Linked DNA regions of Homo sapiens: region 2 is linked to region 1. A link is a loop called in an ENCODE intact Hi-C map of the cell type or tissue named here. Cell type or tissue: GM12878. All regions are shown on one strand. Each heading gives the region's core, and the rest is flanking DNA. Links, peaks and the distances in the headings are about the cores only. Region 1 has its middle 25 kb from the start of NPTX2. Region 2 has its middle 74 kb from the start of TMEM130.

Region 1 (11,376 bases), core at 1,582-9,581:
GGGAAAATAAAGAGTTCTTTTTTGGACTTAAGTGTGAGAACGTATTTTAGTGTAACTGTCAAGTGGGTAATTGGATTTGGGAAGAGGTCAGGGCTGGAGATAAAAAATGGGTTATGCTGGGCATAGTGACTCACATCTATAATCCTAGTGCTTTGGGAGGTCAAGGCAGGAGAATCTCTTGAGGCCAGGAGTTCAAGACCAACCTGGGCAACATTTCAAGACCCTGTCTCTACAAAAATACAAAAATTAGCTAGGCATGGTGATGCGTGCCTGTAGTCCAGCTACTCAGGAGGCTGAGGCGGGAGGATCACTTGACCCAGGGGGTCAAGGCTGCAGTGAGCTGTGATTACACCACTGCACTCCAGCCTGGATAACAGAGCAAGACTCTGTGTCTAAAACGAATAAAAGATAAATTTTTGAAAATTGGATTAAAAACATAGTCCTTGCTTCTAGGTACTCCCAGCCTCACTACTGTTTGAAAGTAAATGTACAGAAACAGATATGTTCATCCTTACTTAGACCATTGACTCCTCACTGGTAGGAAGCATATTCATGCATAAGCCAATTTAACTCAACATGCATTATCCTACTGTGTGTAGTGTCTACATGAATGAGACATGGTCTTCACTTCACAGTCTAGTATGAGAGACAGAATGGAGCCAATTAAGCAAATTGCTATATCAGAAAGCCTTCACCTGGCTAAGGCTGAGGGAGGGGCAGTTTCCATAGTGACTTCTTTAATCATCCATAGCTCTACCTTCAGCTACACACCGAACCAGTCAAGAAGAGTTGTTGACCTCAGCCTTGGTGGCTCACAGAGCAGCTGGATGACTCTGTAAGGGGTTGGTATTGAGCAGTCACACAGAAGCAATTTGATTGTTCCTGGGAATTTCAACATGGTAAGAAGCTTGTCAAGGCTGGGATTGTGCAGGTTGGGTTATATGACTTTGGCCTTGACGAACGGCGAGCTTCCCATTGTTTTCTCAAAGAAGCACAAAACAAATTTACCAAGTTGTTTTACTTTTCTCTACAAAGCGATTCTGCTCTCTGTAGTTGTCAGTGCAAATATTCACAGGCACATTTTAAAACCCTGTTCAAGCAGAGATAAATCACAGAAGACTACAGCTGGGGGGCGGGATGACATTTCCTTGTCACTCATCATCATACACAAGCGATCATGCCCTTCGGGAATAATATGGTCAACCCTGGCTTTCTGTGCTTAAGAGGGCAGCATAGATCATGGAGAGTCTGTGTCTCAGCTGAAGACTCAGATCTTGCAAGAAATATCACACCTATTTATCATCTTTAAAGTATAGTTTATTACGAGACATCATAGATACAATAGACCAAGTATATGCATATGCACAGTAGAAAGAATAATCATAAATGAATATTTGTGTACCAATGACTCAGTTTAAGAAATATTTAGTTAATGCCTATTTTATACCAGGTACTTTGCTGGGAACTTTGTTGAAATCAATGAACAAAAAAGAAAAAGACTCCTCACCTTGTGGATCTAACATTCTGGAGGAAGGAGAATGATGATAAATACTAGACAGATGAGTAAGTAAATTATATAATTTGTTAGAAGATGACAAGTGCTCCGGGAAAGGGGGAATGGAAATGTGGTTGTCGGGGGTTCACAATTTAAGGTAGGGCAATGGAGGAGGCCTCTTTGAGAAGATGACATTTGATCCAAGACTTGACGGAGATGAGAGAATTGGCCACGCATATCATTGCTTGATCAAACTCTATGAGTTCTTCTGTGACTTGCTTTTTTTTTCTTGATATTATGTTTTTGAGATTTCTCCAGGCTGATAATTTTCACTGCTATCTAGTCTTTCCTGACGGCATATATTATGGTTCTCTATCCATTCTCCTACTCAGGGACTGTTGGATGGTGCGTATCTACTAATGCAGTGTGCAAGAATTTTCTCTAGGGCCAGTGCCTAGGAGTGCAATGGCTGGGTTGAAATCTGACACACTCTGCCTTTTAGTTGGGGAATTTAGACCATTTACATTTATTGTGGCTATTGATTACTGGTTTTGGGCAAATCAATAATGATGTCTTTGTCAAGATGTGTGTTGGCCTTTGATCAAGGCTTGGGTCAGGGTTACAGCTGGATGGGGCAGAGATAGGCTGAGAGAGTTCCTCTCTCAGGTGGTAGGTGGCTGAGGTCAGCTGGCTGGTGGGGGCTGAGGCCCCAGCCAGCAGGCAAGGAAGGTCTGGCTGAGGCCACACAGCCCTACCAGGGAGGAGGCCTGCCAGCTGCCACCTGCCCCAGGGACCTGATAGAGGCTTCCAGGAGGCTTATCCCAGCAAGTGTTCAGTGGCTTCCAGTCTGGGGATAAGTCCTCGACTGAGTGTGGTCTGTCTGCCATCTTTCACTCCACATCTGCACATCTGTCCAGGGACAGTGGAATGACTGAGCAAGCTGTCTGCCCCAAAGGGTGATGGGCTCGAGTGGAGGAACTCTCTGATGTCCTTCCTCAGGGTGCATGCTCTATAGGCCCCGGATCTCCTGCCTGTTCTGAGATGGCCTTGTGTGGTAGGGAGGTCCCAGGAGATGGCCATGCCTAGCATCTTCTCCTTAGGCAAGCAACCCTGAAGTGCAGGACCAGCTCAATTGCTGCAGACAGTGTTCATTTTCCCCAGGGCAGCCCTTCAGCTGGTCCCCAAGCTGCTCGTTAGAAGCAGGGGCCTCTAGTAGAGCTGAGGAATCCAGATGTGGCATAGATGAGGAGGGCATCCCACCCCTAGTGGGCTCTCGGTTTAATTCTGCAGTGGAAAGGGCCACTTTGTTGCAGGTCTCTTTATGGCATGGATGTGGAGGGTAAATTTGAAGCCTCACCAAACAGCTTCCTGCTCCTGGAGCCTGGACCATTCCTTGGGGACCTCCAAGAAGAGTCTGTGCCTGGGGACTGCTCCTCACAGCCCTACCTCCCGTTCTATTTTAGGTATGTCCAGTGCAAAAACAGGGAAATGAAAAAAATAAATGTATATGAGCTTTCAGCTGAGAAGAGGCAGGTGGAGATGCCTCCCAGGAGACTTTCAGGCCAGAGTCTCGAGAATATTCAGACTCACTCCCAGCTGGGGGGAATGTGGAGCATGGACACCACCCCCGTTTAGAGGTGAGGATCCAAGGCCCCAGACTTCTGAAAAAAACGGATGCTCCATCCTGGATCTCTCTGTAGTATTTCTGCATGCTAGCTCTGCACACCTCATTCTCTTAATAATAGGATGTAGTCTATTTTTTACCCCTGAGATGTAATTTAAATATAAATGCAGCATTTGGCCTATGTATACATCAAAGTCTGTATGTGGACCAGTTAACCTGCAAACCTGTGGTGATAGGGACCGCCCCACTGGGAGAACCCAGGGTCCCTTCCTGGCAGCTTAGGCCTACGGGGTTCTATTTCCGTCTTCTCTCTGCGGAAACTTGCTCAGCAGACACTGTCCATGCACATGGCTCACCCAGGGCCCTGACCCAGATAGTAGCTAAGCCCTGAGCACATCCGCAGGGAAGCCTGGCTCAGCCATCCATCACAACCACACAGCTGGTGACAGCCGAGCAGGGGGCGCCCTCATGGCCTGAGAAGGCAGCAGGATGAGGTAGCTAAGTTCTGGGTCTCGTTGCCCTTGCTGTGTGGCCCAGGGCAAGCCACTTTCCCTCTCTGGGCTATCTGGAATGTGGCCTGGAGCTCACGACATCACTCTGTCCTGGAAGCCAGTGATGGGATCTTTACAACAATCCTTCAACAGGATGCTCTAGATGGTGACGGCTGGAATTCATTTCAGTTTTTAAATTTTTATTTATTTTGGCCAGACACTGTGGCTCACACCTGTAATCCCAGCACTCTAGGAGGCCGAGACAAGTGGATCACCTGAGGCCAGGAGTTCAAGACCAGCCTGGCCAGCATGGTGAAACCCCATCTCTATTAAAAATACAAAAATTAGTCAGGCTTGGTGGTGCACACCTGTAATCCCAGCTACTCAGGAGGCGGAGGCAGGAGGATCACTGGAACCCAGGAGGTGAAGGTTGCAGTGAGTCAAGATTGCACCACTGCACTCCAGCCTTGGTGACAGAGTGAGACTCCCTCTTAAAAAAAAATTATTTATTTTTATTTTTTATAGAGACAGTGTCTCACTTTGCTGCCCAGGCTTGCTTCAAACTCCTAGCCTCAAGCGATCCTCCGGCCTCAGCCTCCCAGTGCGCTGAGATTACAGCTGTGAGCCACTGTGCCTGGCCTGGAATTCACTTTAGCCACACACCTCTGAAAACACAGGCCAGTTTGCTATTCCCCTTTCGCAGATGAGGAAACTGAGGCTCTGGTAAAAGAAAGGACTTGTCTAAGTTCACATGAATAATTAGGTCAAGGGAGGCCCACCTGAGGTCTGGTCCTGGACATGATGTCCTGGGGACATATTTTATGCAGAGACCTGGGGGAAACAGTGCTTAAGACGGGGCATGGGACCTCCCAACACCCCCACAGACAAACTCTCCACCCAGGCACAGGATAGTAGAAAAGTTGTTACTGGAGGCATCTGAGTGCCCCCTGGGAACCTAGGGATAGCCCCCCAGCCATCTGCAGGTGCCCAGGGGTGAGCCATGCTCCTGCTTCCCTCGCTGTCTCCCTCCCTCCCTGCTCTTTCTCTTTCAGCAAATATTTGTTGTTGCTGTTGTGAGCCGCTGCCATGGTTACAGGCATCCCCAGAGCTGAGGGTCCAAGTTGGACTTGAAACCTCTTTAAAAGTCAAGACCACAGGAAACAGCTGCTTCTTAAAACCCCGGTCCTGCAGGTGACCACATCTCATCACCCCAGGCTGTAGGCTCTGTGCCAGCTGAGGGTTTGGGGAAGTGGAAGGGGAATCTTCAGGTTTTCACCAGGCCCAGCAGCCCTGGAGTTGGGGGACAGCCTGAGACCACAAAGACCAGCCTTGGGCAGACACCTCAGCATTCCTCCCTGCCCTGAAGAGGTGCCACTCCTGCACAGCAGGGCACCAGCCTCCAATAAACCCAGGTGACTGAATTCCCGCAGGGCGCCCCTCCTCACCAGCTGTGCGACCCTGAGTGAGTCGTGGTGGTCTGACGTGTTTGCTCATCTGTGAAATCAGGGCGATGAACCCTTGTGGGCTTATTTTGAGGAGTTAAGCCTTCCAAGCTTAGGTCACGCTTGCTGAGTAGGGCGGTATGGTTGCCGACGGATGGAAAGCCCAGAGGTCTGATGTGGCACCAGCTCCAACAGATGCAAACCCTCAAGTTTGCATTTCTCTGCACAACTTCCTCTTTGGGTGATTGTGAGCTGCTGTTTTCTGCTTGGACCAGGGAGAACAATAGTCTTACACAGCAGAGACTTCTCCTGAGGACTGAAGGAGCTGACTGTATTAGCTATTGGTTGCTACGTAACGAATGACTCCAAAACTTACCAGCTGAAGACAACAAATGTTTAATATCTCACTGTTTCTGTGGGTCAGGAGTCCAGGAGTGGCCTTGCTGGGTAGTTCTGGCTCAGGGGTCTTTCATAAAGTCACAATCAAAATGTTGGCCAGGACCAGGAGCATTGGCTCATGCCTGTAATCCCAGCACTTTGGGAGACCGAGGCAGGTGGATCATTTGAGGTCAGGAGTTTGAGACCAGCCTGGCCAACATGGTGAAAACCCATCTCTAAAAAAAAAAAAAAAAATACAAAAATAAACTAGGCATGGTGGGGCATGCCTGTAGTCCCAGATACCCGGGAGGCTGAGGCATGAGAATTGCTTGAACCTGGGAGGCAGAGGATGCGGTGAGCCAAGATTGTGCCACTGCACTCCAGGCTGAGTGACAGAGTGAGACTCCACTTCAAAAAAAAAAAAAAAAAAAATAGTTGGCCAGGGCTGCAGTCCTGAAGACTGGACTGGGTGGGAGGAGCCCTTTCCATGATGGCTTCTGCGCATGGCTGTTGGCAGGAGGCCTCAGTTCCTCACAACGTGGGCCTCTCCAAAGGGTTGCTCACGGCAGTGCGTGGTAGCTCACGCCTGTAATCCCAACACTTTAGGAGGCTGAGGTGAGAGGATCGCTTGAGCTTAGGAGGTCCAGACCAGCCTGGGCAACACAGGGAGACCCCATCTCTACAAAAAGTAAAAAATTATCTAGGCATGGTGGAGCACCTATGGTCCCAGCTATTCAGGAGGCTGAAGTAGGAGGATCGCTTGAGCCCAGAGGTTGAGGCTGCAGTGAGCCATGATTGCACCACTGCACTCCAGCCTGGGCTGCAGAGAAAGACCCTGTCTCTAAAAAAAAAAAAAAAAAAAAAAAAACACAAAGGGCTGCTCATGACAGGGCAGCTGGCTTCCCAGGGTGAGCAATCTGAGAAAGCGTAATGTGGTTTATGACCTAGCCTTTGAAGACATGCCCTCACTTCTACTGTCTTGTACTGGTCACACAGACTAACCTTATTACAATATATGAGAGGCTGTGAATACCAGGTGGCAGAGATGGCTGGGGCCATCTCTGGCCCCCAGTTCCTGCTGTGAGTTTGGCTATCATGGCAAGGAAGGGACTCCCCCAGGGCCCAGCATGCAGCATATACTCAGCGTATGGGAGATGACACAGTTATTCTACAGTACACAACCCCAGAACCTAGAATGCCTCAGGGTTGGAGAAGGAAATGCAGGAAAGAGACCAGACCCAGAAGTGGGACCGCAGGCCCCAATGGAGGCACATTTCCTGGACCAGGCAAAGAGACCTGGTGCCCAGCCCTGCTGTGCCAGGTGGAGAAGGGGCAGGAGGAGGACCCCAGTGAGGATACAAGCTTGCAGGAGCCAGGTCACCAGCTCAGAGCCAGGGCAGCCCAGGTCAGTCAATGGCCAGGAATCCAGCTGAACCCTGCACCCTGCCTGTCCCTGCCCCACAGATCAGGGAGGCATCTGGAGTGGGTGGAGTGGGCCCCCTGGGTGCTCTTGTCCTTGGAGTTCCCCTCTGAAGCTGCCATCACCCTGCGATAATCCAGTCCTGCGTGCTCTGCTCACACGCCCTATGGGGTTTCCTGAGCTATCTGCTGCGCCTTACCGAGTGACTCCTTACTCACCTGGGTTCCCACTGCTTCATTCACCTGCTTTGGAGCGAAGCACTTGGAAGGTGCAAAGAGCCTAGAATGAGATTCTCTCCACGCACCGACTCCCTCCTTCCTGCCACCCAGGAAAATGCTCAAGGGACACAGCCTCAGAGGGGCCTTCCCAGACCTCTTCCTCTCCTGTGCCCCATCCTTCCCTCCCTCTTACGGCACCTGCTTTATGATCTCTAGAGCACGATGACTTCCCATCGTCATCTGGTGTGTTTATTATTATTATTATTATTATATTTAGAGACAGGGTCTCCCTTTGTATCCCAGGCTGGAGTGCAGTGTCGCAATCATAGCTCACTGCAGCTTTGAACTCCCAGGCTCAAACAATCCTCCCACCTCAGCTTCCCAAATAGCTGGGACCAGAGGTGCATACTACCACATCCAACTAAATTTTTTTTTTTTTGAGATGGAGTCTCAGTCTGTCACACTCAGTGGCGCCATCTCAGCTCACTGCAACCTCTGCATCCCGGGTTCAAGTGATTCTCCTGCCTCAGCCTCCCAAGTAGCTGGGATTACAGGCGTATGCTGCTGTGCCCAGTTGATTTTTGTATTTTTAGTAGAGACGGGATTTCACCATGTTGCCCAGGCTGGTCTTGAAAACCCACCTCGGCCTCCCAAAATGCTGGAATTACAGGCGTGAGCCACTGCACCCAGCCAATGTTTTTGTATTTTTTACAGAGCTGGGGTCTCGCTATGTCGGCCAGGCTGGTCTGGAACACCTGGCCTCAAGCACTCTTCCTACGTTGGCCTCCCAAAATGTTGAATGTAAAGAGTGAGCCACCATGCTTGGCCTCTAGTGTGTCTCTTGACTGCTTGTGTACTTTTTTTTCTTTTTCTTTTTTTCTTTTTTGAGATGAAGTCTCACTCTGTCACCTAGGCTGGAGTCACCTAGGCTGGAGTCATTCTGTCACCTAGGCTGGAGTCACTCTGTCACCTAGGCTGGAGTGCTGTGGCGTGATCTTGGCTCACTACAACCTCCACCTCCCTGGTTCAAGCAATTCCCCTGCCTCAGCCTCCTAAGCAGCTGGGATTACAGATGCATGCCACCACGCCCAGCTAATTTTTGTACTTTTAGTAGAGATGGGGTTTCTCCGTGTTGGCCAGGCTGGTCTCGAACTCCTGACCTCAGGTGATCCGCCTGCCTCGACCTCCCAAAGTGCTGGGATTACAGGCGTGAGCCACTGCTCCTGGCCTGCTTGTGTATTTTCTGTCCCCATATGTAGGACTGAAAGCAGAGACTGGGTCTGCCTTGTTCATCGTGCACTCCCTGAGCCCAGCCTGGTGCCAGGGCTAAGCAGCTTCTCCCATGAGTATCTAGAGAGTGAGTGGAGGATAATGAAGAAGGGAAGATGACTCCTAGGCCAATCCAGCTGACACTCACTTTCTAAGCTGGGGGAGCATCTAACAGGCCCGAGGGAGTGACCAGTCTTTTTTACTTTATTTATTTATTCTGATACAAAGTCTCGCTCTGTCGCCAGGCTGGAGTGCAGTGGCACGATCTCAGCTCAATGCAACCTCTGCCTCCCGGGTTCAAGCAATTCTTCTGTCTCAGCCTCCTGAGTAGCTGGGATTCATAGGCATCTGCCACCACACCCAGCTAATTTTTGTATTTTTGGTAGAGACAGGGTTTCACCATGTTGGCCAGGATGGTCTCAATCTCTTGACCTCGTGACCTGCCTGCCTCAGCCTCCCAAAGTGCTGGGATTACAGGGGTGAGCCACCGTGCCCGGCCAGTCTTTTTTATTTTTGAGACAGAATCTTGCTCTGTTGCCCAGGCTGGAGTGCAGTGCTGCGATCTCAGCTCACTAAAACCTCTGCCTCCCGGGTTCAAGCGATTCTCCTGCTTCACCCTCCCGAGTAGCTGGGATTACAGATGCCTGCCACCACACTCAGCTAATTTTTGTATTTTTAGTAGAGACAGGAGTTTCACCATGTTGGCCAGTGATCCGCCCACCTCAGCCTCCCAAAGTACTGGGATTATAGGCATGAGCCACCGCACCCAGCCTGGAGCAGCCATTCTATCTTGAGCCCCAGGCAAGCACAGTCCCTAAGGCTCCAACTCCCCAACACCTGGAGACCAGAGGCCAGGTCAGCTTTTCCAGCTACAGTTTCAGACCCAGACAACATTTCCTTTTCAGCACAAGCATGTCCTCCCCATTTCCATCTCCACTGATCCGGATCAGGCTAGATTCAGAAGCATGCCCAGGCGAAGGCTGAGGGAAGGATGAACCCAATATTAAATTCTAATGAGCTGGGAAGCAAAGGAGAAGATGAGACTGATGCCAGCCCAACTGGAATGTCAATCATGTTTTCTGCAGGAACATGGAAATTTTCACGTCTTTTCTTGGAGTCCTGCTCCAAGAGTGGTTTCCAGGCTATTCTATTGGGTGAATGTGAGTGATTAACTGTAAATATGGGGCAACAACTTGGCTCAGCAAGAAGAAATGAAGGGGCTCCCCTGCCAATGTGGGTGCCATTGCCAGCTGTGTAATTATTAACTGCCTGTTGTGTACTAGCTGCTGCGGGAGGTCCCTGGAAATATCCCAGGACATTGGTCTCTGCTCAGGCTGTGGCCCAATGGTGATGCCCTTTCTTCTCCATCTGTCTGTACTCTGCCCCCATCCTTAGGCCCCAGCTCATCCCTCCTCCTCCAGGCTGACCACCCAGCTGACTTCTCACCCACATTGGCATAGCAATTAATAGCATGTGTGTGCTGGACACTATTGGCCTCCACATTCGCTTTTTTTTTTTCTTTTTAAAGTTGGGGTCTCGCTCTGTTGCCCAGGCTGGAGTGCAGTGGTGCAATCATAGCTCACTGACGCCTCCAACTCCTGGGCTCAAGTGATCCTCCTGCCTCAGCCTCCCCAGTGGCTAGGACCACAGGTATGTGCCAGCACACCAGTCTAATTTTTATTTTATTTATTCATTTATTTAGAGATGAAGTCTCCCTCTTCTTGCTCAGGCTGGAGTGCAATGGTACAATCTCGGCTCACTGCAACCTCTGCCTCCCAAGTTCCAGCAATTCTCTTGCCTCAGCCTCTGAGTAGCTGGGATTACAGTCATGTGCCACCACACCTGGCTAATTTTTGTATTTTTAGTAGAGATGGGATTTCACCTTGTTGGTCAGGCTGGTCTCAAACTCCTGACCTCAAGTGATTAGCCTGCCTCAGCCTCCCAAAGTGCTGGGATTACAGGCATAAGCCACTGTGCCCAGCAGCCTGGTCCTTGTTGAAGGCCCTGAGCCGACCCCATGGGAGCATCGGGCGTTCTGTCTTTTGCACCATGAAGCACACTGGCTAAGATCCAGCTATCTAAGTGCAGCTCAGAACAACCTGCCTACAGGTTTCCAGGCCATTCCCTGGGGACTCTGACTCAGGGAATCTGTGAGGGCCCAGGATTCTGCTTTGTTTATGAACTCCAAGATGATTCTGATGCTGATTCACTGCAGCTTTGAACTCCCAGACTCAAGAGATCCTCCCACCTCAGCCTCCCAAATAGCTGAAACCACAGGCTATGGGGATGACAGCAGATGCTGCTTGGTGAAATACCAAGGCTGCATGGCAACGTGCACTCTTGGAGAGGTTGTCTGCTATGGGACTGAGAGCAGGTGCCCCAGATTGAGGCAGCTTGGGTCAGACCCCACTCTGTCCCTTCCAGCTGTGTCTCCTTGGGCAATTCAGCGATGAACTCCGGCTCAGTTTACTCATCATACACGGCCTGCAGGATGGATCCGTGCACCTTCCATTCTCAACCCAGCAACCGGGCAATCTCTAAAGCCCAGATTCAGCCTCCTTCTCCCTATTGGAGGGTGTCCTTGTTTCCACAGTAAGCTCCAGGACCCGCAGTAGGTAGACAATGCTCTATCTGCTCTGGTCTCAGTTTTTGTTCCAGTTAAAGACCAATTTCTTGGTTCCAAAGGCAGCCAAGAGCTATTCTTTGTCTCTTAAATAAGTGGGGCTTCCCATGGGGAATACAGTGCCAGGTACAAGGAAATAAGAGAGGAGGGATTCTAGCCATCTTTAGTTGAGTACTGGCCAGCACATGTATGTGAGAAAATTACTGGCTGGGCGTGGTGGCTCACACCTGTAATCCCAGTACTTTGGGAGGCCAAGGCGGGCGAATCACCTAAGGTCAGGAGTTCGAGACCAGCCTGGCCAACATGGTGAAACCCCGTCTCTACTGAAAATACAAAAATTAGCCAGGCATGGTGGCAGGTGCCTGTAATCCCAGCTACTCAGGAGGCTGAGGCAGGAGAATCATTTGAACTGGGTA
Region 2 (11,376 bases), core at 1,410-9,409, 150 kb after region 1:
CTGGGGTGTACAATTTCAATGCATGAATTTTAGAGAGACACCATTCAGCCCATAAGAGATGAGATGCAAGCTGGGCGCGGTGGCTCACGCCTGTAACCTCAGCAATTTGGGAGGCCAAGGCAGGCGGATCATAAGGTCAGGAGTTCGAGACCAGCCTGGCCAACATGGTGAAACCCTCTCTCTACTAAAAGTACAAAAATTAGCCAGGTGTGGTGGTGCACGCCTGTAATCCCAGTTACTTGGGAGTCTGAGGCAGGAGAATCTCTTGAACTGGGGAGGCAGAGGTTGCAGTGAGCCGAGATCGTGCTGCTGCACTCCAGCCTGGGCGACAGAGTGAGACTTCGTCTCAAAAAAAAAAAAAAAAAAAAATGAGAGATGAGATGCTGCACAGAGATGGCCAGATCCATAAGAGGTGGTTATTAAGTGGTGGCAAGCATGAGTTCTTTCTTCAGAGTGACTGAGAAGGCAAGACGACATGGAGAAAACACCAGAATTCTGGTGTCTTTCCACAGTCAACCCTTCTCTCCACCAGCAAACCCTCCTGAATGACTGCAGTGAGTTCTTCCAGAGAGGAAGTAATTCTGTTGCACCCTGTGCAAGCCTGGATTTATGACTCGGCTGCTCTGAGCTGGTTCACAATCTCCCTCAAGCCTCCAATGATGGGCAAAGTGAGCCTTGGGCAGGAATCCCGGGGCTGCTGTGCCCACAGCTCCAGCCAACATCCGGTGCCAGCCCAGGAGTGCCTGGAGAGCCTGCAGCCCACGTCAGGGGTCCTGGTGTTGCTGCCTCCACACTGCCCCATGCAGACATCATTTGGCTGGGAAGGAACAGAGCTCAGGCAGGGATGTGTTTAGAATTCCTTCCTACAGCTGATTCCATTGGACTTGGGGCAGGGGAGTGATTTCTGCCCCCTGACATTTTTCTTTTGCTGACCTGAGCCTCTTGGTGAGAATTCCTCCTGGAACATCCTCAGAGGCCCTGGGGTCCATCTACCTGGGAAAGACACAGCCCTGAAAACAGGAGGCAGGTCCTCCAGAGACCGGCGAGGACCCAGGAACAGGAGCTCCTGACAGCCTGAGAGAGGGATCAGAAGAGAGAGGTGTCAGATTCATTGCAAGGCAAGAAGTGATTGAAAAGCATCTTCTGGGATTTAAAAGCATTCTCTAGGCCAGGTGCTGTGTCTCACGCCTATAATCTCAGCATTTTGGGAGACTCCTGTGGGAGGATCGCTTGAGGACCTCTCTGGGCAAGAGTTCAAGACCACCCTGGGCAACATAGTGAGACCTTGTGTCTACAAAAAGGTTTTTTATTCTATTATTCTTATTTATTATTTATTAATTTTTTATTTGTATTTGTATTTATTTATTTTTTTGAGATGGAGTCTCGCTCTGTCACCCAGGCTGGAGTGCAATGGTGTAATCTTGACTCACTGCAACCTCCACCTCCCAGGTTTAAGCAATTCTCCTGCCTCAGCCTCTTGAGTAGCTGAGATTACAGGCACACACCACCATCCCCAGCTAATTATTATTATTATTATTTGTATTTGTATTTTTAGTAGAGATAGGGTTTTGCCATGTTGCCCAGGCTGGTCTTGAACATCTGACCTCAAGTGATCTTCCTGCCTTGGCCTCCCAAAGTGCTGGGATTACAGGCGTGGGCCACCTTGCCTGGCCCTACAAAACATTTTAAAATGGGCCAGGCATGGTTGAGTGGACCTATGGTCCCAGCTACTGGAGAGGCTGAGGTGGGAGAATTGCTTGAGCCTAAGGATTGGAGGCTGCAGTGAGCTGTGTTCGTGCCACTGCACTTCAATCTGGGTGACAGAGAAAGACCCTGTCTCTAAAAAATAAATAAATAAATAAAGTAAAATAAAAGCAATTTCCGATAGTTTCCCATGCTTCCTACCAATTTAAAAAATCCTTCCCTAACCCCCAAACAGCCTTTTATTTTTTGTTTTTCGGTTTTTTGTTTGTTTGTTTGTTTTGAAACGGAGTCTCGCTCTGTTGCCCAGGCTGGAGTGCAGTGGTGCGATCTGGGCTCACTGCAACCTCTGTCTCCCGAGTTCGAGCAATTCTCCCTACCTCACCCTCCCGAGTAGCTGGGATTACAGGCACATGCCATGACGCCTGGCTAATTTTTGTATTTTTTACTAGAGATGGGGTTTCACCATGTTGCCCAGGCTGGTCTCGAACTCCTGACCTCAGGTGATCTGCCCACCTCGGCCTCCCAAAGTGCTGGGATTACAGGCATGAGCCATCGCACCTGGCCCCAAATGGCCTTTTCCATGCCGGTTGTGTCTAAGGCCTTCTCTGCTTTTGCTAACTCTACTCCCTACCTCATGCAAACTGCTCTTGATGTCTTCCCTGAAATTTTGACATGTTGTATCAATTGGAAGATTGGAATGTTGTATCAATTGGAAGATTGTTGTATCAATTGGAAGATTGTTGTATCAGTTGGAAGACTGGAATGTTGTATCAGTTGGAAGATGGTTGTATCAATTGGATTGTTGTATCAATTGGAAGATTGTTGTGTCAATTGGAAGATTGGAATGTTGTATCAGTTGGAAGATGGTTGTATCAATTGGATTGTTGTCTCAATTGGAAGATTGTTGTATCAATTGGAAGATTAGAATGTTGTATCGATTGGAAGATTGATACATGTTGTATCAATTGGAAGATTTTCTCCAAAACCGTGAGCAAGTTGCTGATAATTTCCTGCAGCAGAAATGCCACCAGGGCTTTTTCTTTCTCCTTTTCCATTTAAAAACTGGATTACAGTAGACATTTTCCCCCTGGGGACCTATGTGTAGGAGAGCAGTTATTTCAAGTCCAGAGAGTTTTAGCTGATGCATTTACAAAGATGTGGCCTGTGCATTGTGAAATGCAGTACAATCACCAGCATTTGTTCACTATGCACCAAACTGGGCTCTTGCCCCTGCTAGTCCACACTTTTGAACATGGGAAACTTTTTTCCTGTCTGGTGGATCCTGATAACTGCAAAACCAGCATTTGCGATCAAGCTCCAGGACCTGAATTGTGCAGAACAGAGTAAAAGCAACCCCCTCCAGCTCCCTCCCTCCTCAAATCACAAAATTTCTCCAGAGGAGCCCTGAAGTCATCTTGCCTTCCATCAAAACCCCTTTTTTCTTTCTCTTGAAAATTTGACGAGATCCAAGTGGCGGCTTTCATCAGCGATTCCTGAAGAAAGAGAGAGGGGCAATAGTCCTCACCCACTGCCACAACCCCCATGCCACGCCGGTAGTGCCTTCAGGAGGAAATGTTAGACTTTTCCCTGCATGCACCTCGCTCCTCTGAAGATTCATAGACAGCAGTGCACACAAGAAATGAACAAAGTTCCTCGAAAACTTAAAAACAGATCCAGCAGTTGCACTTCTGGCCTTGTACCCCAAGGAAGCGAAATCAGGGGCCCAAGGAGACATTTGAATAACCAATTTTTTTTTTTGAAACAGAGTCTTATTCTGTCACCCAGGCTGGAAGGCAGTGGCACAATCTCCACTCACTGCAACCTCCACCTCCCAGGTTCAAGCGATTCTCCTGCCTCAGCCTCCTGAGGATCTGGTACTACAGGCATGCACCACCATGCCCTGCTAATCCATAACCAATTTTATAGCAGCATTATTTACAATAGCCAAAGGGTAGAAGCAACCCAGGTGTCCATCAACAGATAAATTGATAAACACAGTGTGATACGTTCGTGCCATGAAATTTTTTTTTGTTATACTTTAAGTTCTGGGATATATGTGCAGAACGTGCAGGTTTGTTATATAGTTATACACATGCCATGGTGGTTTGCTGCACCCATCAACCCGTCATCTACATTAGATATTTTTCCTAATGCTATCCTTCCTCTATCCTCCTACCACCCTACAGGCCCTGGTGTGTGATGTTCCCTTCCCTGTGTCCATGGGTTCTCACTGTTAAACTCCCACTTATGAGTGAGAACACATGGTGTCTGGTCTTCTGTTCTTGTGTTAGTTTGCTAAGAATGATGGTTTCCAGCTTCATCGATGTCCCTGCAAAGGACATGAACTCATCCTTTTTTATGGCTGCATAGTGTTCCATGGTGTATATATGCCACATTTTCTTTATCCAGTCTATCAGTGATGGGAATTTGGGTTGATTCCAAGTCTTCGCTATTGTGAAAAAAAATATGGAATGCTTCACGAATTTGCATGTCATCCTTACGCAGGGGCCATGCTAATCTTCTCTGTATCTTTCCAATTTTAGTATATGTGCTGCCAAAGCAAGCACCATGCCATGGAATATTATTCAGCCATAAAAAAGATGGAAATTCTATCACATGGCACAACATAATAAAACATGGGAACAGTATGCTCAGTGAAATAAACCAGTCATAAAAAGACAGATATTGAATGATTCCACTTAAATGGGGCACCTAGAGCAAGCTAATTCATAGAGACAGAAACTAGAATGGGGGTTACCAGAGGCTGGAGGAGGGAAATGGGGAGTTAGTATTTAATGGATAGAGTTTCAGTTTTACAAGATAAAAAATGTTCTGGAAATTCCTTACACAACAATGTGAATATACTTTTTTTCTTGAGACAGAGTCTCGCGCTGTTGCCCAGGCTGGAGTGCAGTGGCACCATCTTGGCTCACTGCAACGTCCATCTCCTGGGTTCAAGCAATTCTCCTGCCTCAGCCTCCCGAGTAGCTGGGATTACAGACACCCACCATCATACCCAGCTAATTTTTTTTTTTTTTTTGGTAGAGACAGGGTTTCACCATGTTGGCCAGGCTGGTCTTGAACTCCTGACCTCAGGTGATCCACCCACCTCGGCCTCCCAAAGTGCTGGGGTTACAGACATGAGCGAACGTGCCTGGCCAATGTGAATATACTTAACACTACTGAACTACTTTTTTATATTTTTTTTTTTTGAGATAGAGTCTCACCCTACCACCCACACTGGAGTACAGTGGTGCGATTTCAGCTCACTGCAGCCTTGACTTCCCTGGCCAAAGCAATCCTCCTGCTTCAGCCTCCCGAGTAGCTGGGATGCACCACCACACCTGGCTAACTTTTTTGTTGTTTTTTTTTAAAGACGGATCTCACTCAGTCTCCCAGGCTGAGTGCAGTGGTGCAATCTCAGCTCACTGCAACCTCCACCTTCTGGGTTCAAGCAATTCTTGTGCCTCAACTTCCCCAGTAGCTGAGACTACAGGCAAGCACCAGCACACTGGCTAATTTTTGTATTTTAAATAGAGATGGGATCTCACCATGTTGCCCAGGCTGATCTCAAACTCCTGGCCTCAAGCGATCCTCCTGCCTCGCCCTACCAAAGTGCTGGGGTTACAGGCATGAGTCACCACACCTGGTCAACTGTACACTCAAAATGGTTAAAATGGTAAATTTCATAGTGTTTATTCTACCACAACAAAAATGAATAAGTAGGGCTTTTTCAAGTGCTAGGGTTGCGGCGGGTCTTCAGGAAGGAGGTGGAGGTGGGCGCGTGGCAGATGGCTAGGATGGTCCCCAGAAGTGGCCAGGCCTCAGTCCAGAGCAAACGCGCTTCCCGAGCTCTCCTACTGGTTGGATCCCTGGCTCTTCATCCTTTTTGGCGTGATGGTGTTTTTGTTTGTGTGTCTTTTGCCATGACTAGTTTATGGATGCCCAAATTAAAAAGTCAGCTTCTAGAGTGAATTCTGAAAATGACTGCAGACTTCTTCAATAAAGAGCACAGCCAGGACTGTGCCACAGAAGAATTTCAAATCTCTAAGGGACGTGCCTTTCATTTTACACTTCCTGTTACTCATTTGGAGAACTCCATTATGTGAGTAAGAACTCACTTGTTCCTAGCTAAGTTCTTAAAACTAGATTCTTTGGTTCACATTTAAAAACTTTCAACTGGGCGTGGTGGCTCATGCCTATAATCCTAGCATTTTGGGAGGTCAAGGCAGGTGGATCATTAGAGGTCAGGAGTTCAAGACCAGACTGGCCAACATGGTGAAACCCTGTCTCTACTAAAAAAATACAAAAAAATTTAGCTGGGCGTGGTGGCCCACACCTGTAGTCCCAGCTACTCAGGAGGCTGAGGCAGGAGAATTGCTTGGACCTGGGAGGTGGAGGTCGCAGTGAGCCGAGATCATGCCACTGCCCTCCAGCCTGGGCAACAGAGTGAGACTCTGTCTCAAAAACAAACCAACAAAAAAAGTTTTTATGGCTGGGTGCAGTGATTCACACTATAATCCCAGAACTTTGAGAGGCTGAGGCAGGAGAATTGCTTGAGACCAGGAGTTCAAGACCAGCCTAAGCAACATAGTGAGACCCTGTCCCTACAAAAGAAAAAAAAAAAATTAAAAAGCAACAAGGCATGGTGGCGTGCACCTGTAGTCCCAGGTACTCGGGAGGCTGAGGCCGGAGGATCACTTAAGCCCAGGACCTTCAGGCCGCAGTGAGCTGTGATCATGCCCCTGCACTCCAGGCTGGGCAACAGAGTAAGGCGTCGTCTCAAAAAGAAAACAACAAAAATACACAATTTTTTCAAATATCCGATAGCTTTACAGGGGCTGAATATAAAAGTATTTGCACTTAAAAATAAAAAAGCCACTCCAAAGTAGCCCAGGGACTTTGCTGTCCCCAGGATGGGCAGAACGGACAAGTGGGTGTCGCCCTGGGTGCCTGGCAAACCTGGAACCAGTTCTCCCACATATCTTGGTGCTGGGGCAGACTACCCTCGGTCTGGAAGGGGGCCCACTTTGTCTCCATAAATCACCAGGCAGAAACAGCTCTGGGCACCTGTCACATGAGATTAAATTTAGATAATGGGGCCCTTGGGAGGCATGGGGCTGATGCCACGCAGGAGGCCAAGGAGCTCAAGGGTGTTCTTCGTGTTCCGCTGTGTCAGAGGCCGACGGAGGGTTTCAGGAGTATAGATGCTGTCACTGCACATTTGCAGATGGGGCAGAGCAAGGGATGCTGGGCCTGAGTTGAGAGCCCTGAGGACTGGATGTGGCCAAATGGACAGACAGAGCAGCTTCTTGTCCATGAAGTCTTTTTAAACAATTATTTTTAACTTTTTTGGAGACAAGGTCTTGCTCTGTGCCCCAGGCTGGAGTGCAGTGGCGCCATTATAGCTCACTGCAGCCTCCTGCTCCTGGGCTCGAGTGATCCTCCCACCTCAGTCTCCAGAGTAGCTGGGACCACAGGTGCACACCACCACGCCTGGCTAATTTTTTTTTATTTTTTGTAGAAATAGAGTGTCTCCTGGCCGGCCGCGGTGGCTCACACCTGTAATCCCAGCACTTTGGGAGGCCGAGGTGGGCGGATCACTTGAGCTCAGGAGTTCGAGACCAGCCTGGGCAACATGGCAAAGCCCTATCTCTACTAAAAATACAAAAATTAGCCAGGCGTGGTGGTGTGTGTAGTTCCAGGCTGCTTGTGAGGCTGAGGCATGAGAATCGCTTGAACCTGGGAGGCAGAGATTGCAGTGAGCTGAGATTGCACCACTGCACTCCAGCCTGGGTGACAGAGGGAGACTCCGTCTCAAAAAAAATAGAAAAGAAATGGAGTCTCTCTATGTTGCCCAGGCTGGTCTCGAACTCCTGGGGTCCAGCAATCCTCCCATCTCAGCCTCCCAAAGTGCTGGGATAACAGGCATAAGCCACCGCACCCAGCATAGACCAAGTCTTTATCCTTTCTGAGGACAAATGCTTCTGCCAGGAAGAGCAGGAGAGAGAAGGCTCTTTTCATTCTGGTGAAGGGCAGGGGCCCTGGACTTAGAGGATTCAAGTCCCAGCACCCATCTTGCCCACTGTGTAACCTGGGGTGGGCAATCACATCTCTGGGTGTCATTTCTCTCATCTCTATTTTTTTTTTTTTTTTTTTTTGAGACGGAGTCTAGCTCTGTCACCCAGGCTGGAATGCAGTGACGCAATCTCAGCTCACTGCAAGCTCTGCCTCCCAGGTTCACGCCATTCTCCTGCCTCAGCCTCCTGAGTAGCTGGGACTACAGGCACCTGCCACCACGCCCAGCTAATTTTTTGTATTTTTTAGTAGAGACAGGGTTTCACCATGTTAGCCAGGATGGTCTCAATCTCCTGACCTCGTGATCCGCCCGCCTCAGCCTCCCAAAGTGCTGGGATTACAGGCATGAGCCACCGCGCCCGGCCCCTCTTCTCCATTTTTATAGGGATAATAATTGAACCTTCTTTGTAAGGATTAAATTAGATCACTCATGGAAGATACTTTGCACGGTTTCTGCCAGATAACATGTGCTTGAATGCTGAAGATGATGATGCAACTATGTAAATATAAATTCCTTAAGCCCGAAATGCACGGATCTAAATCAAATTGGAGCTTGAGCCAGGCGCGGTGGCTCACACCTGTAATCTTAGCACTTTGGGAGGCCAACACGGGCAGATCACTTGAGGTCAGGAGTTCAAGACCAGCCTGGCCAACATGGTGAAACCTCATCTCTACTAAAAATACAAAATTAGCCAGGTGTGGTGGCGCATGCCTGTAATCCCAGCTACTCAGGAGGCTGAGGCAGGAGAATCACTTGAACCCAGGAAGTGGAGGTTGCAGTGAGCCGAGATCATGCCATTGCACTCTAGCCTGGGGAAAAAAAAAAGAGTGAAACTCCATCTCAAAAAAAGACAAATTGGAGTTTAGCTTTGTGGAGTCTGCAAAAGTACATTTCCACATTTACTCAGCTCTGATTCCTGGTTTCCCCTGGAGGAGTGTTTGTTGGGAAGGCGCAGGGCAGTGTTTTTTGCATCTCTTGTTTGTGTGTAACAATAACGACCTGCATGTATTGAGCACCCCTTCTGTTGCCGGTCCCATACTAAGCATGCTCTTTGCACAATTGGATTCTGGCCTCCAGCATCTCCATGAGCCTAGGTTGTTATCTCCTGCAGTGGGTTGGATAGTGATATGGTTTGGATCTGTGCCCCCACCAGATCTCATATTCAGTTGTAATCCCCAATGCTGGAGGTGGGACCTGGTAGGAGCTGATTGGATTATGGGGGCAGATTTCTCTCTTGGTGCTGTCCTAACCATAATGAGTAAGTGCTGGTGAGATCTGCTTGTCTAAAAGTGTGTAGCTGGCCAGGATTACACGCCTGTAATCCCAACACTTTGGGAAGCCAAGGTGGGTGGATCATGAGGTCAGGAGTTCGAGACCAGCCTGACCAACTTGGCAAAATGTCACCTCTACTAAAAATACAAAAATTAGCTGGGCGTGGTGGTGCATGCCTGTAATCCCAGCTACTCAGGAGGCTGAGGCAGGAGAATCACTTGAACCCAGGAGGTAGAGGTTGTGGTGAGCCAAGATCACGCCACTGCATTCCAGCCTGGGTGACAGAGTAAGACTCCATCTCAAAAAAAAAAAAAAAAAAGTGCATAGCACCTCCCCACTCACTGTCTCCCTCCTGCTCCAGCCATGTAAGATACTTTGATCCTCATTCACCTTCCACCATGATTGGAAGCTTACTGAGGCCTCCCCAGAAGCAGAAGCTGCTGTGTTTCCTGTATAGCTTATAGAACCATGATCCAATTAAACCTCTTTTCTTTATGAATTAGCCAATCTCAGGCATTTCCTTTGTTTTAACTTTTATTTTAGGTTCAAGGGCACAAGTGAAGGTTTGTTGCATAGGTAAACTCGCGTCATCAGGGTTTGTTGTATAGATTATTTCATCAACCAGGTATTAAGCCCATACCCAATTGTTATTTCTCTGCTCCTCTCCCTCCTCCTGCCCTCCACCCTCAAGTAGACTCCAGTGTGTGTTGTTCCCTTCTTTGTGTTCATGAGTTCTCATCATTTAGCTCCCACTTATAAGTGAGAACTTGCAGTATTTGGTCTTCTGTTCCTGCATTAGTTTGCTGAGAATAATAGCCTCCAGCTTCATCCATGTTCTCGCAAAAGACATTATCTCATTCTTTTTTTGTGGCTGCATAGTATTCCATGGTGTATATGTACCACATTTTCTTTATCTGGTTGTCACTGATGGACATTTAGGTTGATTCCCTGTCTTTGCTATGGTGAATGGTTCTGCAATGAACATTCATGTGCATGTGTCTTTATGATACAATGATTTATATTTCTCTGGTTATATACCCAGTAATGAGATTGCTGAGTTGAATGGTAGTGCTGCTTTTAGCTCTTTGAGGAATCACCATACTGCTTTCCACAATGGTTGGACTAATTTACGCTTCCACCAACAGTATATAAGTGTTCCCTTTTCTCTGCAACCTTGTCAGCATGTGTTATTTTTTGACTTTCAGATATTTCTTTACAGCAGTGTGAGAACGGACTGACAGAGGTAGCACCCACCCAAAATTCATGTCCACCTGGAAGCTCAGGGTGTGACCTTATTCAGAAATAGGTTCTTTCCCACTTTGAACCAGCTTTATGTCTGCAGGGTAGCAGAAAAGGCACAACTGGGGCTCAGCTTTTAGAGCTAGGAGGACTGTGAGTTTCCACGTCTTCCCTCTTAGATTCTAAATTTTTGGAAGCTATGAGCCATCATCTAAAAAGTCCAGGTGCTCTCCAGGAAGACCACATAGAGAAGTGAGATCTTGGCACTACAGTGAGCAGTCTATGGATGACACTAGCCCAACCACTATTTAACTAGAACACACGAAAAGCTTTAGTGGGACCAGAAGAACTGCCTTGCTGAGCCCAGCCAACCCACAGGACTATGAGAGATCATAATATGGCTCTTTGGAGGTAGTTTTGCTACACGGCAATTGGTAAGTGAAATAGCAGTAGCTCATGCTTTACCTCCCTGAGGGCTGAAATCTGCAAAATGGCCTAATGTGGAATGTCAACAGGAGATGATCTTGAGAAACGTGTGTTTAAGTGACTGCCATGATATGGCACGAGTGTAGGAGGCTCTTTTGGGAGGCTCCCCTTTCTAACCATCTCTAGTTTACTTTTTCTTCTGTAATATTTGGAACTAAGAATTGTGGAACTGTTGGAAGCAGCACAGCCCAAAGAGGTCACAATATTGGGGGTTCCAGGGCAACCCTTGCAACACAGTGCATCCCCTTCTGATGAGAGTCTACAGGAACACAGGGCTGCATCAGAACAACAGTGAGCCTTCTCCGAGGAGGGGTAGCTCCCTGGTTAGAGCCAGTGATCTCACAGAGAGACCACTTAGCCCAATCACCTGGATCCAGGCCCCCTCCAGGCCACAGAGAAGGGCCTAGACCCCACACTTAGCCTTGGAAGATAGGGAAGGAAAGGCTCCAGGCAGGGACAATGCTGGCCCCTGCAATGAGGGGAAACTATCCCCCAATACCAAGAATCTTCTCCTGGGAGAATCAGACAGCCCTGAAGCTCCATGGTCTAGCCCAGCCTTCTAGTATAGTAGAGGCCCACAGAAGGCACAGTCCTGC

Evidence for each region. Hi-C counts contacts between places; a loop is a spot of excess contacts. Peaks named below come from ENCODE experiments on the same cell type or tissue, not always from the same donor. Only the 100,000 strongest peaks of a DNase experiment are listed, where the experiment ranks them.
Region 2: a loop joins it to region 1, with 4 times the contacts of the local background. A loop is called at or near these places in 1 of 110 quality-filtered maps.

Annotation. Positions count from the first base shown.
Region 1 is chr7:98,637,039-98,648,414 of GRCh38, forward strand. No RefSeq gene overlaps it. Among named protein-coding and RNA genes, the nearest start is that of NPTX2, 25 kb to the left of the region's middle. RefSeq lists an enhancer at 6,271-6,330. In GM12878, for the core only: no CTCF peak of the experiment used is centred there; DNase peaks (open chromatin) are centred at 4,803, 5,243 and 6,503; H3K4me3 peaks cover 806 bases; H3K27ac peaks cover 447 bases.
Region 2 is chr7:98,790,554-98,801,929 of GRCh38, forward strand. It overlaps the pseudogene RNU6-393P. Among named protein-coding and RNA genes, the nearest start is that of TMEM130, 74 kb to the right of the region's middle. RefSeq lists an enhancer at 5,857-5,916. In GM12878, for the core only: no CTCF peak of the experiment used is centred there; a DNase peak (open chromatin) is centred at 5,758; H3K27ac peaks cover 1,789 bases.